Regions from separate parts of the Homo sapiens genome. Here region 2 is linked to region 1. The links are chromatin loops, found by intact Hi-C in ENCODE. Cell type or tissue: heart right ventricle. All regions are shown on one strand.

Evidence for each region. Hi-C counts contacts between places; a loop is a spot of excess contacts. Peaks named below come from ENCODE experiments on the same cell type or tissue, not always from the same donor. Only the 100,000 strongest peaks of a DNase experiment are listed, where the experiment ranks them.
Region 2: a loop joins it to region 1, with 3 times the contacts of the local background. A loop is called at or near these places in 17 of 110 quality-filtered maps.

The regions. Positions count from the first base shown.
Region 1 is chr3:193,785,151-193,793,150 of GRCh38, forward strand. LOC105374283 (a long non-coding RNA gene) reads left to right here and starts at 2,102. Exons shown (of 4, transcript XR_924839.2): 1 at 2,102-2,244; 2 at 5,882-5,999; 3 at 6,343-6,455; 4 at 6,676-6,934. RefSeq lists an enhancer at 6,499-7,156. In heart right ventricle, a CTCF peak has its summit at 3,153 (motif pointing right); DNase peaks (open chromatin) are centred at 3,171 and 3,533; H3K27ac peaks cover 756 bases; H3K27me3 peaks cover 3,999 bases.
Region 2 is chr3:194,401,041-194,409,040 of GRCh38, forward strand. ATP13A3 (ATPase 13A3) reads right to left here. Exons shown (of 34, transcript NM_001367549.1): 34 at 1,637-5,076. The coding sequence ends at 4,879. Among named protein-coding and RNA genes, the nearest start is that of GP5, 5.8 kb to the left of the region's middle. RefSeq lists an enhancer at 1-162. In heart right ventricle, CTCF peaks have their summits at 3,795 (motif pointing left) and 3,999; DNase peaks (open chromatin) are centred at 991 and 3,781.

The sequences.
Region 1 (8,000 bases):
ATTTCTCTCCCTCACATTCCCAAAGAGGTGGTCTCTGCTTTTAAGCAGAGTTCATTCCTGGAAACTCCATCTTAAAGGGAAATCCTAGTCTGATTGTATAGTTAAGGGTCTCTCTCTTCAAACATGTTCAGTCTCATGAGAGAACTGAATGGATGAAAGTGACAGGAAGGAAGAATAGGCACATTTAGACCCCGTCAAACAAGCGTGGCAAAAACTGAAGCCTGCTTGAAATGATGCTCTGTAAAGAGAATGCAGTTTCGTATAACGAACAATTGGTGCAGTTATTGAATAATGTAGATGGCCGTTGAAGTGAAAAAGTGCAGATGGAGACACAGTAAGACCTGACGCATGCCTGGGAGATTTAGAAAATGGTTCCCCAGGCCGGGCGCGGTGGCTCACGCCTGTAATCCCAGCACTTTGGGAGGACGAGGTGGGTGGATCACGAGGTCAGGCGATCGAGACCATCCTGGCCAACATGGTGAAACCCCATCTCTACTAAAAATACAAAAATTAGCTGGGTGTGGTGGCGCATGCCTGTAATCCCAGCTACTCGGGAGGCTGAGGCAGGAGAATCACTTGAACCCAGGAGTCGGAGGTTGCAGTGAGCTGAGATTGCACCACTGCACTCCAGCCCGGAGACAGAGCGAGACTCCGTCTAAAAAAAAAGAAAAGAAAAAGAAAATGGTTCCCCAAATGGAGCCCACTGTGTTGCCCCCAGCTTTCTCTTCCCTTCACCTGGGCCCTTCTTCTACCCTGAATATCTTGGCCCAGGGTAAGGGACAACTGTCGTAGAGAGCCTTTCTGTGCCTCAGTTTTCTTCATAGGAAAGTGACCATGCAGCAGTCCAAGGACATTCGCCAAATGCTGCAGAGCCTGGGAACTAACCGCCTCCCTTCCAAGCCTGATGGAAGAAATGGCCTCCCTTCTAAGCCTGGTGGACCTGGGACATCTGAGACCAGAAAACCAGAGGCCAGCTGATTAAATATTAATAGTTAGCTGTTATGGGAAGGTCTCTTGAAAGAGTTCAAGACCAGCCTGGGAAACATATGGAGACGCCATATCTACAAATAGTAAAATAAGTTAGCTGGGCATGTGCCTGTCATCCCAGCTACTCAGGAGGCTAAGATGGGAGGATCACTTGAGCTCAGGAAGTTGAGGCTGCAGTAGCTATGATTGTGCCACTGCATTCCAGCCTTGGTAAGAGAACAAGACTTCATTTCAAAAAAAAAAAAAAAATCCTGTAATCCCAGCACTTTGGGAGCCTGAGGCGGGCAGATCATGAGGTCAAGAAATCGAGACCACCCTGGCCAACATGGTGAAACCCTGTCTCTACTAAAAATACAAAAATTAGCTGGGCATGGTGGCACATGCCTGTAATCCCAGCTACTTGGGAGGCTGAGGCAGGAGAATCGCTTGAACCTGGGAGGCGGAGGTCGCAGTGAGCCGAGATTGCGCCACTGCACTCCAGCCTGGGTGACAGAGTGAGGTTCCATCTAGAAGGAAAGAAAGAAAGAAAGGAAGGAAGGAAGGAAGGAAGGAAGGAAGGAAGGAAGGAAAGAAAGAGAGAGAGAAGGAGAAAGAGAGAGAGAAAGAAAGAAAGAAGAAAGAAAGAAAGAAAGAAAAAGAAAGAAAGAAAGAAAGAAGAAAGAAAGGAAGGAAGGAAGGAAGGAAGGAAGGAAGGAAGGAAGGAAGGAAGGAAAAGAAGTTAGCTGTGGTGTTAGCTGGGCCAAACTAAGAACACCAAGTCAGTTTTGTCTGTGTTTTACATCTACAATTTTAAATATCAAATTTAAACATTGAAAAGTTTTTTTTTTCCTTTGAACTGGTGAGTGGCTTTGGCTCCCAGCAGAACAAATGGAGAGAAAGCAATGAACTGTCTGTGGAGTGAGTGTGTATTAAAACGTGGAATGAGGATCTCCCCCACGGGGCGGGGAGACTAGGAGAAAGCTGCCAGAGGCTGCTGGCAAGAGATATCCACTGGTTCTAGACCTGGCGGAGAGCGCTGGAGGTGGGTGGGGAGGTGGGGGTTGGGGAGCGTGTTGGAGTTGGGCTTGGGTCATTGTAGGTGAGCCGGCGTGGTTCTCTCTCAGGAAAGCACCAGAGAGGCCTGGCTCTGGGGAAGTTGGAGGTTTTACTCCCTGGCATCATCTGCAGTCGAGAGTGATCTGGCAGATACTATCTCTCCCAACCAACTTGGCAAGGCTCTGGTCCTGTGTGAGGAGGCAAGGAGTTCTCTTGGATGAGGTGAGCACACCCAGGTGAGGCAGCACACAAGAGGTCCACGCCTGCTCTGCAGACAGAGGGAGGTTAGCATCCGGAAGAGGCAACTACACAGCTGCCACCCCATTCGGTACTTCTCTCAAGGCACACGGGCGGTGTGGCAGAGCCTGTTCCTTGCTGACCAGTGTCCATTCCCCCTTTCTTCCTTAGTATCGGATTCCAGTTTTATCTGGAGTGGTGATGAGGCTACATTTCCAGCCCTCCTTGCAGCAAGGATGGCCAACGAGACGCAAGCACAAGTCATGACGTGGGTCTTCAAGGGGCCCGACTTGGTGGGCAGAGCGCTGCATTGGCCTTTGGCGTTCCCCGTAGTCCTCTGCAGGGGACTCTGCAGTAGCCCATGAGGTTACAGGGCTGATGCGAGGCTTGTGCTCTGGTAATGATTGATCATTTTGTAGGCTGCAGCCTATCTACAGATGTCTTTTAGATGGGCAAATAAACTCCCAATTTGGCAAAGTCACTCCAATTAGGACTCTTACTACCAGCTAAACAGAATTCCTAACTGATCCAGATGGACTTGGAGAGAAAAGAGCTCCCAGTCACTGGAGATGTGCAAGCATCAGTGGCAGGGGTTAGTGGGGCGAGGGGCCTGGCAGGGGCTGGCGGGGCAAGTGCAGGACTAGAAGTATTTGCTATTTGGTGACCCTCTGTGAGGTGTTCAAATCCCAGCCTGCTGGGGCTATTGGTTAACTGGTTTTAGTCTGAGCCTTAAAACAACAACAGGCTCAAAAGAGAAGAAATTCATCACAAATTAGGGGCCCATTTGTGTCACCTGCCTCTAAAGTCGGAGGCTCTGCAGCAGACGAAGCCCTGTGTTGCTGGGGAGAAGGTGGCTTCACGGACACTCCCGTTTCAGTGTGACTGCCTTTGGGGCCTATAGGGGGCACTAAGGAACTATGGGATCTTGTTGCCTCTGTGGCGGGGTCAGCGCTCAGACCTCCAGCCAACCCAGCCAGCAAGAAGAAGGAATGGGGCTGGGGCTGGGACAAGGGTCGGTTATAGTGGGTAGAAATGAAATCGCCCCTTCCCCATTCTTCTTAAAGATCTAAAATGCAGAGCACCTGATTTTAAAGTTCAGAAGAAAATGTCTCCCCTCCGCAATGAGAACTTGACATTTCTGTCACTGAATCTTAGACTAGAAAGGGGCCTTGGAGATCAGCCAGTCCTCACTATTCATTCAGCAGATGAGAAACTGGAGTCCCGAGAAGGAAAGTGATGGATCCAAAGAGAGGCAGGGCGTTAGCAGCAGGGCTGGGCCGCAGGCTGGGCCTTCCAACTTCCAGCAGAGTGTTCTTTCCACCACACCACACCCACCGTCTTGGCCACGTTTGTTCTCTTTTCTGGCCCTGGGGGGACTCTGGCAGGGCTGGGGGTCTGATGTGAACTGGAATCTGTTCAGTTGCACCTCTCATTGCTCCTGCCAGCTCGCCAGCTCTGGCTGATGGAGGCAATTAGAACCAGACATCCCATAAGGCCATTCCAGAAAGATCTCTTAAAATTCCACAGCAGCTGGGGACTTGCCTTTCCCTGCAGGGTTCATCTGGTGTGTAAATACCTAGTTGTGTAAGGCACAGGGTTGGGGGGCCATGCTTACACATACACAGTCTCTCAACCCACATTCACCCACAGATAGAAAAATAGAGAAATATTCAGTAGGAATTCCTTTCCTTTCTACCTCCCAAAGAGAGAAGTGAAGAATTTACAGGCCACCCTGGGAACATTTAATTACTTGCTGCTGAGGGATGGGCACTGTATTTGCACTGGGCAGTGGGTGGCAGAGGGTGGGGGACATCCCTGGTTTTCTTCCTTGCACCGCAGAGGGCTGCTTCCCACCACTGGGTTCTGAGGAAGGCCAAGCAGTGTTTGTGGCCAGCTTAGCAAATATGCAGTCCAGGAGCCTGGCTCAAAGATGTTGCCTCAGTTTATCTGTGGGAGCCTTGAGGCACCAAAAGACAAAATGGCAGAGCAAGGAATCCAACCCAGGACCACTGGCTTTGATTAACCTGTTCAATGATCTCCAGTGACTGTAACATCAAAACTGAAGGGCAGATCCTGGCTCATGAGTTGATGGAGCCCTCTCTTTCTCAGGACTCCCATTTCACAGTTCTCACCAGTCAACCTTGCTTTGGCCAGCAATGTGCTGCTGTTAGTTGGCCAGTGTTTAAGTAGACCCAGAGGGCCTTTTGTTAGAAGTCAGTGGGAAACAGCCAAAGCATTGCAAAGGCAGATGGAAAAACCAGACACGTTCTCTAACCTGAGGGAGCACCTAGTTCCACTGTGATTTACAGGAGGCTAGAAGGGGAAGGAAAGGGTCATCATTCTGACAAGTCTACATACCAAATTGGTTGCAGAGCTTAAGAGAGAGCCCACATCTTCTGTTTCCCAGACTAGAGTGTTTTCAACACCATCACACCACCACTCCCAACTCCTCCCTTTGAGGTTGCATTTGGCCTGACTATCCCATGAGAGTAGTGTAAAACAGTGTTAAAAAATTAAATCAGGTCATGATTACTATAATTTTTTATTGGGTAGGCCCAATAACTCTGAGCACCTTTCGAAAATCTGTCCTGGGACTTGTGGTTAATTGGTGATTAATCACCGATCCATTTATTAGATGATTTCACATTACCAATTGATGTTATCTCTGTACTCCCCATTTTCCAGTGATCTCCTCTTGCTGACATCCCTTAGATCTTCTATCTGTGTTCCAGATGTGGCATTTTGCAGACTTAGCACTCAGGGAGAGAAGAATGAATCCATCAGTTCGTTCTGCTGCTGATTTTTGTGTTTGGAAGTAGAAGTGCATTTGTTTATTTACTTATTCAACATCAAACACTTGCTGGTGCTGGGAAAGGTACCAGGTGCTGGGGTAGTTGCTGGGGAATAGAGGGACAGAGAACTTGGTTTTAAGGGATTTAAATTTTGGTAGAGGGAGACAGAACATACCCACAATTAGCTCTAATATAGAGAATAAGCCCTACAAGAGAAGGAAAGATGAAGTGAGCTCAGAGGGAAAAATCACTTGGAGAATAGGGGGGAGAGCAATCAGGGAGGAGTTCCTGGAGGTGGTGGCATTAAAGTGATGCCTAGAAGGATGAGTGCTTCTGCTGTGCAGAGACTGGGGAGGTGGAAGAAGTGGGGCAAGGCATTCTAGGTGGGGGAAGGCAAACAGGAAGGAGAGCCATGGCTTGTTAGCAATCATGAGAGGGTCAGTTTGGCTGATTAGGCTGGTTGGCTGGAGGCAGTCCTTGGATGGTGACGGATATCAAGTGAAGAAGTTTGGGCATCAGGCATGGAGAAACCACCATGGCTTCCTGAGTGGACAAGCCATGTGGGCATCACTACCCTAGAGAAGGGTGAGCAGCAGCAGCGTGGACTGGGTGGGCATGCACACACTGTGACTGCCTTGCCCCGGAGCACCTCTCTGTCCTGTAGTCACTCAGAGCTCTGCTGTGTGTCCATCTCTCCCACTCCCCCAGCATGAATCCATAGACCCCAAGAAAGACCTGCACTGTCTTGTGTTTGAATGATGACCCCCTGGCAGAACTCAAACCACACACCCTGCTGAATGGAACTCTCTTTTTCCTTTCCATAAAACCAGAGAAGTATGCAGAAACCTCGAAGGTCATCAATTCCGACATCCAGTTGATGCTTAGATTTCCTCCATTGCTTCTCTGCAAAGCGATTGTCTGTTCCATGCTTAAATATCTCCAGTGATGGTGAGCTCACTACTTCAAGAGGCAGTCCATACTCAGGGTAGTCCTGGACTCACTAATAGAATGGACGGAGCCTGCACCATCCCCATTTCTGCCTCACCCTCGCCCGCTAGCACTGTGACAAGACATCTGTCCACATGTGTTGAATAGCCCTGAAAGAGAGAGATCCCCTTACCCCAGAGCACATGAATTTCCCAGAAGGTCCCTGGAGTAAAAATCTGGTATTAATTGTACTCCTGTTTGGGCAGCACTTTAGAGTTTGCAAACGGCTTTCACAGGCTTTATTGTTCTAGTGCCCACAACACCACTGTGAACAATGCTGTGGCATTTCCATTTTATGTATCAGGAAACAACTCCAAAGGGAACTCGCCCCAGGTTGAACATTGTGTAAACGTCAAAGCCAGGATCCTACTCCCGTTTCTTCTGACTCTAAATCTTGGAATTTTCTCAGCAAACCAGGTAAGCAGGGAGGTCTGTCCCCAAACACTAGCCTTGGGATGTTTTTTTTTTCATTAAACAACGTATTATGGATATAATTATTTGAATCAAAGGGGCAGGATGGTGTGTGTGTGTGTGTTTGTGTGTGCTTGCATGCAAGGCCACGGACGTGCCATGGAGGTACTTTATACTAAGCTGAAATACTTGACTAACAGGTTTCCTCTTCCTGTTTCTCTTCTAGAAGTCTTACCATGGCCCTGTCTCAGGGCACTCAGCCCCAAAGTGGTGGAGCAAGAGCACTCCAATCGGCACCACATGCTGAGCAATTGAGCTAGCATGCTGATAGAGGCAGGGACGACACAGGCCTTGTCATCGATAACAGGATGAATACTGAGGGCCATCAGCCCATGAGTTCTTTGCTCGTCTATCCTAGAAAAAGGAATGTTTTCAAATACCTCCACTATCAATCACCAAGAAAAAAACATTTGTTATTCATTGTTTTTTGTGTCCTCTGATGTAACGTTTTATCCAGGAGTTCAGGGACCTCAGTTTCTTTATTTGTAAAATGGGCATAGGTGTGTGTGTGGCGGGGTGTGGTGGGGGGCGGTAACCATGGAGGCATTGGACCAGTTGTTCAAAAGGGACCTTCTCAGTTCTAGGTATTTGTTTGGTTTGGTTTGGTTTTGAGACGGAGTCTTGCTTTTGTCGCCCAGACTGGAGTGCAATGGCATGATCTCGGCTCACTGTAACCTCCGCCTCCCGGGGTCAAGTGATTCTCCTGCCTCAGCCTCCCGAGTAGCTGGGATTACAGGCGCCTGCCACCACGCCCGGCTAATTTTTGTATTTTTAGTAGAGATGGGGTTTTGCCATGTTAGCCAGGCTGGTCTTGAACTCCTGACCTCGTGATCCACCACCTCAGCCTCCCAAAGTGCTGGGATTACAGGCCTAAGCCACTGCGCCCAGCCCCTTCTAGGTTCTGAAAGAGGGAAAAAAAATGTAACGTGGTTCCAAAATTGACAGTGACCCAGGTGTAGTGATGAAGGAATAGATTCATGCATGTGCAGTTGCCAAAGACAGAGAACCTCCAAGCGGCCCTGGGGCTGTGCTTGTCTGCCCAGTGAGGGGATGCATGAGGAGACTGCAGAGACCGCTCCTAACAGGGCTGCTGTGTGATCCCACCAAAACATTGCAAAGAACTTGCTACAAAGTTTGGGGGAATTGCTGTCCATAGTTTCAAATAAGATGTTGCAGAATGACAACATCAGGGTGGCAAGATATGTCCAAAAGAATACTGAAGCAAGACAGAAGACGGCTGGAGGTTAGACTTATGAACTGGGTAGGGCTGGTGATGGTGAGGAGGAGAGAGAGGGTCAGCTCATTCAGAAACACCCAAGGGAAGAGCACCAGGAATCCAAAAGGGGTTGCCCTGTAGGGCACCTGCCCAGGGATGTATGGACAAAAGATCTGGCTTCAAGCCAGCCTCACCACTTACTAGCTGTATAACTCTGAACAATTAATAGCACCTGCCTCAGACTCAGTTTCCTCAGTGGGGAAATGGGAAGAATA
Region 2 (8,000 bases), 620 kb after region 1:
GGCCGCAGGGTCCTCTGCCTAGGAAAACCAGAGACCTTTGTTCACTTGTTTATCTGCTGACCTTCCCTCCACTGTTGTCCTATGACCCTGCCAAATCCCCCTCTGCGAGAAACACCCAAGAATGATCAATAAAAAAAAAAAAAAAAAAAAAAAAGACTTCTATCCTTCAAGACACCATAAAAAAGGGGAAAAGATAAACCACAAACTAAAGATATTTGTAACACCTATAGCTGACAAAGGCTTAATGTCAGAAGATATAAAGAATCATGGGATCCAATCCCCTTTGATGCAGCCTAATGCAGTCAGAGCCCAGTAAAGGCTGGGTTGACTGAAATTACCTTCAAAGTCACGCAGCCCTGGACCACAGGGAAGAGCCACTGCCTCTGCCAGGTATCGCGGGAGGTCTTTCAGTTCCGATCAAGGAATGCAACTCCAGAGCCCTGAACTGCTACACTGGTGACCTGGTAAGTCCGTCATGCATAGGCACATCGAGTGAAAGCCTCCCCGCCCCCTTGCCCATGAAATTGCCAGGGAGCCAACATGACAGACTGGGAAGGCGAGCTGTGAAACAGAGTAAGATGCCGATGGCTCAAATTCCTGTGGCCCTTCTTTAGCCTATTTCCCCAGGAAAACCTCCAGTCAGAATGGCCTCTACATTTTGTCCCTTAGGAAGACACTTTGATTGTCCAGGAAGGGAAAAGTAGGTATGGCAGTTGCAGAGTGGGGGAACACTCTTAGTCCATCCACTGAGCAAGTTGATGAGGTAATGAGAAGTATTTGGAGCAAGGAAGTTGACAGCTCCAGTGCTTCCAAGTCTTAAGATTCTGTATCCATTACCAGGTCAGAAGTCTGCTGTAAAACAGTTACCTGGCTTAAGGGGCTTGGCTATTCAAAAGCAGGTCTGTGCCTGGGTGAGATAAGCCTTTTTCCTCTGAGGGAGACTCAGTGGGCCGGGCACAGCAGGGAGCAACCACACCCCAACTTGGACCACGGACAGTCTCACTCAAGCCCCTAGGACTCCCTGTCCCTTGGCAGTGATACAGCGGAAGGAGAGACATGCAGAACTGTGCCCACACCAGCAGGCTGTGGGGACAGGATCACACATGCCGCACAAACCATAGCGACTGTTAAGAACTTGAGCTAAAGGCAGGCAGGCCCTCACCCCCCGAATTCATCACACCACAGCCAGCCACATATTCCCTAGCAGGGGCTCCGTGTCTCCCGGAGCTGAGCTCCATGGAAACAACTCCCACCCACACACAAAGGTCCTGTCTTCTCTGGGATTTTTACAACCATTTTCTCTCTCCATGGTATTAGCTTTTGGTTTGATTCTCCCAACTATTAATAGATTATAAGTCCCTACTCTTCTATTTCATTTCACCATTGCCCTCAGACCTCCTCGCATTTAACATTTGGCTCTACACTGCATCCGACTGTGGGGTTTCCCCAGGATGCTCACACACATGGCATGATATGCAGAATGTTGTTCTTATTTCCTTCAAAATCCAGTTTTTTTTAAAAAAAAAAAAGAAGGAAATGGGGAAGTATTATTAGGCAGGAAAATAAATCCACAAAGGGCAGTATTCATGTCACTAAAAAGCAAACAAATGAATAAAGACACAGAAAAAAAGTGTTATTTCATTCATTAAAATTTTTATTTTGAATAGCTTCAATCAAAAAAGGTTTCATAAGATTATTTACAATGCTGAATGTACAATTATGAATGTATGCCTTTTTGACAAGAGGGTACCATTCTTGAGCAGCAATACAATTTTAAAAATATAAAGATGCAGTATCATTTCTGATATAAAGTTACTTAAAAAAATCCAAGGTCTTAGGGAATTCACAAATCATAACTAGAAGTAACTTTTATTAATTTAATGTACACATAATTACCAAATTTTAATACATTAAAAATGTGTAAATGCCCACAGACTGTACAAAAATTAACACCCCATTTTGTTAAAAGTTCCCAACCACCTCCCACCATAAATATACAAAAACCTATTTTTAGATATGTCAAAATTGCATGCATGAATATTTTCTAAAGCTTGAATTTTGCTCTTCACTGGATAATGTTATCTATAGCTGTTTCTGTAACAGACTACATAAACATTGATATATTATTTACCATGCCTTTGAAACTGTGCAGGACTTTCATAAACATGGGGAACAAAATAAATAGAGTAAAAACTGCAACAGTTTTGTTTAGATGCAAGTGCAATTGGGAAAGCTTTCGAATTTCAGGATTATAAAACTACTATAAAAGTATTTATTCTGTTGTTGGCTTAGCCACTTGTATTCAAGCATTATTTGCAGCATTGCTTTACAGCAGTTGGTGCTAGAAGATACAAAACATATAGTTACCACTATTTATACTTGAGGGAGAAAAAAAACTTTAAACAACCCTGAGGGAGACACACATTAAAAATCTTGTTATTTATTTAAAAAGTTAAAAAGTTACATATCATTATTTAACAATTACTTTCCCAGACATTTCTGTCCTTTAAGTATGTGCATAAATAAAATTTAAATCAGCAATATTCATCTTAATACATCAAAATAATATATGTACAGATTTTAAAATTTAGGTCTGTATAAACTCAAATAATTTAATGTGAAATTCAGAATCAAAATTACTATGTAATGGTAACCTACGAGAGAAGACTCAGTCTATCTATGGCACTGAGTAGAACCCACACCTGGCTTCACAGGCATTCTTCAAATAACATTCTCAACGTGAATAACCCACCTTGTCTATATTCAAATCTAACTTCCTACAAATGCTTTTCCAGCCACCTAAACACCTCATTCCTTTGAAAACAATATGGACAGAAGAGATATAAAACCCTTACTAACTCTAAATGTTAAAAAAGTGGGGGGGGGGTGTCAAAAATAGCTCTTTATGATCATGCTCTTAAAGATGTTAAATACAATCGGATAATTGAATTTTTAAGCTGCTACTTAGCAATTACTTTCATTATATGCTTCAGTACTTAAACCAAAGAATAAAATGCACAATTGTGGAAATCACTGAAGAATAACACGAGCATATTTGAAATTAATATGGAAATTATAAAATGATCCAGAGAATAAGTAACTATAGAAAATAGTGCTAATTCACAGCTCAAGAGGTCTAAGATGCATAGCTTCATAGAATCATTCATGGAACAACTGTTATCATCTAATGTGTATTAATAGCATATTATACATTTGATGGAAAACTTCGATTATATTTTTGCAGGAATCATCAGTGGCAATAGCAGTAACAGTGATCCTGAGTGTAATTTCTATTTTTCTATAGTTACCAAACATCATCCAGGTCTTTGCAGCATAAAGAGTGAGAACCATTTGGTCCTAAAATTCTAGGTAAAATTTGGTAAATTTGTAAATATATGTTGGGAAAAGAATGATCAGCTAGAAGTAGAAAGCACGAGCAAGCATGTTACTGGCTCTGGAAGAACAGAGAACAATGTCACACTGTTTTCATAGTTTAGCGTCCATTTTATAGCACGATCAGTTTTCTGTGTTGTGGTAACTGTGGGCGTTGCCAGACTGCTGGATCCACCTATAAAAGGTGTTTTTTAAAAGTTACCTTAATTTTGGCAAGAATTTAAATGTTAATCAGGCCAAACAGAAAGGTGAAAAATGTTTCTCCACATCTCTTTTGGCTCAATGAATGTCAATTTTTTAACTTTATTTCCTCAATTTTTTTTCTCCCAGAAATTTCCGCATCAAATATGCTCATTTGTAACGATCCAATTCAAAATAGACATGTTCTGACCTCTGGCGCCACCTAATGGCATAAAACAAACTCATCAAATTCATATTGCTTTGAAAAAACGGCAGCCATTCAAATCCAGTATTTTTTAAGCCTCATTATTGATAAGACAGAGACATACATCAAACCTCAAAAAATTTTATGAGGTAAAATTCTAACTTAAAAAAAACTATTATCCTATGTCTTTAGGTAATTGAAAACATAGAAGAAAATTTTAAAAAACCATTTAAAATAACACAAAGCCTGACAGAAACAAATTTGAAGAAACGTTAAAAGATGAATCTACATCTACTGCCGAAAGAAATGAATCTTATTTCCTAGTGAAAAAGGTTCTACAACATTTAACAGAAGCAAATTAGACTGCCAACACCACACATAGCACAGGAGCCATTTAAGAGCTTTGAGAGGCGTCTCAAGAAGGCAGTGAAGCACCTTGCTGATTAGAAAAATAAAACCCAGGCAGTTTGTACAGAAAATATAAAACCAGAAATGGAGATTACCTGAGTTGTTCTATAAGCAACACCATAAACACTCATTCCTAACTCTAGACCATCATAGGGAATTGGCATATGTTTATACAGAATTCTTTGGAAGAAACATTGGAATCAAATGAAAACAGGCTTTCAGTATATTTTCACTGGAGGCTAATTAACACTCATCTTCTTTTTATCAATCACAAACTTACAGCCTGTATATAAACACAGACTTTTCTAACAAGAGGGTTGTGAGCATAAATGTGAAGAGGTAAACTAGTCTCAAAAACTAATGTTGAAAAACCTACCAAACACCAAACTTCTCCTGTACCCAATATAAAGAATATCACTGAAAGTAACAATCAAGAAAATTCTGGAAATGTATGTAATATTTGGGTTGCTGAATGAAGATATAGGACTTTATGGATTGATTGTTAATTTAACTGTTAGGACGATATATTTTTCTGTTTTTATTTTAAGGAAGAGCAAAGCTGTCAAATAAGCTACTATATCAGAAGGGACATAAACTGAACTAGTGCCATTCTGACACACAGGATCAGAAACTCCTAAAATCACATATTCCTGAATACTGCTATCAGCAATACCACTGAGACTGATTCACTGCTATGTTATGGTGATGATTTGACATGATCCATTCTCCTTAACTAAAGCTTTAGCTTCTGTGGTTGTCTGAGGTTTTGGTGGCCATTCTGGATCAACCAAGAGCTCCTGCGCCAGATACATGTACTTTGCCTTTGGTGTCTTCTTTCTACAGCCCAGGGCCCAGGGTAAGCAGCATTTTCCCCACCGATCCACTGACTCCTAAGAAAATAAGAAAAAAACAAAACAAAACACCCCAGTTGATTAAAGGCTTGTCGTTTTAAACAGGTTTGTTAAAGCACACATTAGCAGAGAAAAATAAGAGGAAATGACTTCTGAGCACAACGAATGGGGGAAAAAAAAATCCATGTTAAAAAAAGGCAGCTTTGGCCGGGCGTGGTGGCTCATGTCCGAAATCCCAGCATCTTGGGAGGTCGAGGTGGGAGGACTGCTTGAGCCCAGGAGTTCGAGACCAGCCTGGGCAACACAACGAAATGTGTGTTCTTTTGTTTTATTTTGTAAGGGCAGCTTTCAATTATTTAGGAACTGATTATTCTTTAGATTATATTTTTTTTGGGGGGATAATCAATATGATTGACTTCATTTAGTTTTATATACCTATACTCTTGTGTACTAATACCTTTTAAATAACTTGCAGATATGGATTCTTTACCACAGAATATCTAATGTATTAAGAACTTTAAGCCATTCAGAAAGAGAAAACATTTTTAATATTTAATTTGAAAATCTTCACATTCTGTCCCAAACTATCTTTTGGTACTATTGCTCCTGGCAACTTAGCCGCATGATCATTTTTGGAAGAAAGCTGTGTACAAGTATCCTTGTTACTGTTAATATCATCTCTCAAAACATGAAGTAAATATCGTTTGGTCAAAATTAGGGCTTCAATCATGTTTAATGTCAATTACGTCTTTTAAAACCTCATCCTTACTAATATAAAAAACAATACTGTTTTATAATGATGGTTTCCGTCGGTGCTCCACGACTGGAAAGGGGTATAAAACAAGTACTATTGCTTAGTATTATTTCATTGCAAAAAGCTCTGCTGTCACTGAAATCCTTCTGATCAATCCTGATGTTTTTAGTGAATTTGGCCTTAGATAAATGATCCTTGGAGAACAAGAAAGCAGAGTCCCTGGTTAATGCATAGAAATGTAAACTCAATAGAGGGCTGAAAAGGGCCCTCAGAATTTGTCTCAATTGAAATTTGAAATAAATATAAATGACTACACCAGGACTCGTAGTAGTTATATTTACTTCTAAAGAACAGCCACTTCGTAATGATTTTGGCTGTTGCTTCTCCAAAATGAAATTTAAATTCCAGGTCATTTTGTTTTGCCAATCAACATATAAACCAGGCTACAACTAGCTCTAAATGCAGTAATCTCACAAGGTAGAGTAGAACATAACTGAGCTACATATTCTAATGTTACCCAAAATGCCTCATGATTTAAAAAGGCAAGTTAGCTATAGATGTATTTTGAAACATGTTTCTAAATTGGCCAATGGAGAAGAGCAAAAATACTTTAAAATTAAAGCTCTTAAAGCTTTTTCATATTAACTTGGTAGCTCTTTCTCATCCAGTTGAAACAACCATCAGGAACCTACCACTCTCTCCCTCTCCTCCCTGGCCCCGCTGAGAGCACGGTAAACGTGACTCACCGCTCTCAATGTTAAAGGTCTGCTAGCTTAAGCCTGTCAACAAAACACAATCAGCTGCACTGCTACCAAGAATTTAAAGGCAAAAAAGGTGGACAAAAGTAAGCTACGTGGCATTCTGGGGTGGGGACGGGGAAAGTCTGAAGATTACTCGCCTAGTAGCCTTTTTACTGTCATAACTAAAGAGAGTTATATCAGCATCACCTTAAAAAAAAAGTCCACAGGAAAATATTTAGCATTAAGGTACAGAAGTCACTATGTATAGGATTCTTCAAGTGATCCAAAATAACAGATAATGCCTTTCCAGTATAGGCACACAACAAACGTAATATTTCATCTGAGATGACAGTTTACTACTTGGATCTTACTTTTCTCCCAAGGTGTCATTTGTCAATCTAATTGTGGGAAAAAAACCACTGTTCCTAAATCAATTCGAAAGCTGTCACCTTTTTTTTTTTTTTTTTGAGACGGAGTCTTGCTCTGTCGCCAGGCTGGAGTGCAGTGGCGTGATCTAAGCTCACTGCAACCACTGTCTCCCGGGTTCAAGCGATTCTCCTGCCTCAGCCTCCCAAGTAGCTGGGACTACAGGCACGCGCCACCACGCCCGGCTAATTTTTTGTATTTTAGTAGAGACGGGGTTTCACCACGTTGGCCAAGATGGTCTCGATCTCCTGACCCCGTGATCCATCCACCTCAGCCTCCCAAAGTGCTGGTGGGATTACAGGCATAAGCCGCCGCACCTGGCCAAAAGCTGTCACTTTTAAGTAGCACTGTTAGATTACCACAGGAAATAAACTAATGTTGACTGCTGACTTTTTTTAAAAAAGCAGAAACATAATAGGACTTGTCTGTCCAAAGAGTCTGCCAGGTTGAACAGCAATGCGTACGTAGCAAGCTGAGTTAAGGAAAGCCAAACACACACATATCTCAATTCACTGTTCCCTACTTGTGGAAAGTAAGTCAACCAATAAAATTAAAATTAATTTATTTGCAAATAGAACAATAACTGAATAGGATTCTTTTTATGCATTGAAAAATATCCTCACAACCCTATTACAAACAGTGTACACGTGTCACAATTTTTAAAAAGTCATGAGGAACACTAAGGATCCCCCTACTGTACCATAATTGGAAACATTTTGTTCCTGTACCCCTACCTCCCCCAAGTATCATACACAAAAAGTACACTACATGCAAGCATAGGTTTGTTAGTTTACAAACACAAACATACCACACACATTCTCAAACACAATATAATTCACTGGAAGAGAAAATAAAAGGTGCTACAGGCATGCTGGAATGAGAAATCAGCCAGCGGGGAGATGATGATGATGAAGGGAGAAAGGCAAGTACTGTGTAACACAAAGGCCATGAAACAGGGCATCGGGGGCACAGAATGAGCATGTGGGTCTCTCCAAAACCTCTACGGCACAAGTCCCTAAAGCAGAACACAGTAGCTATAGCAA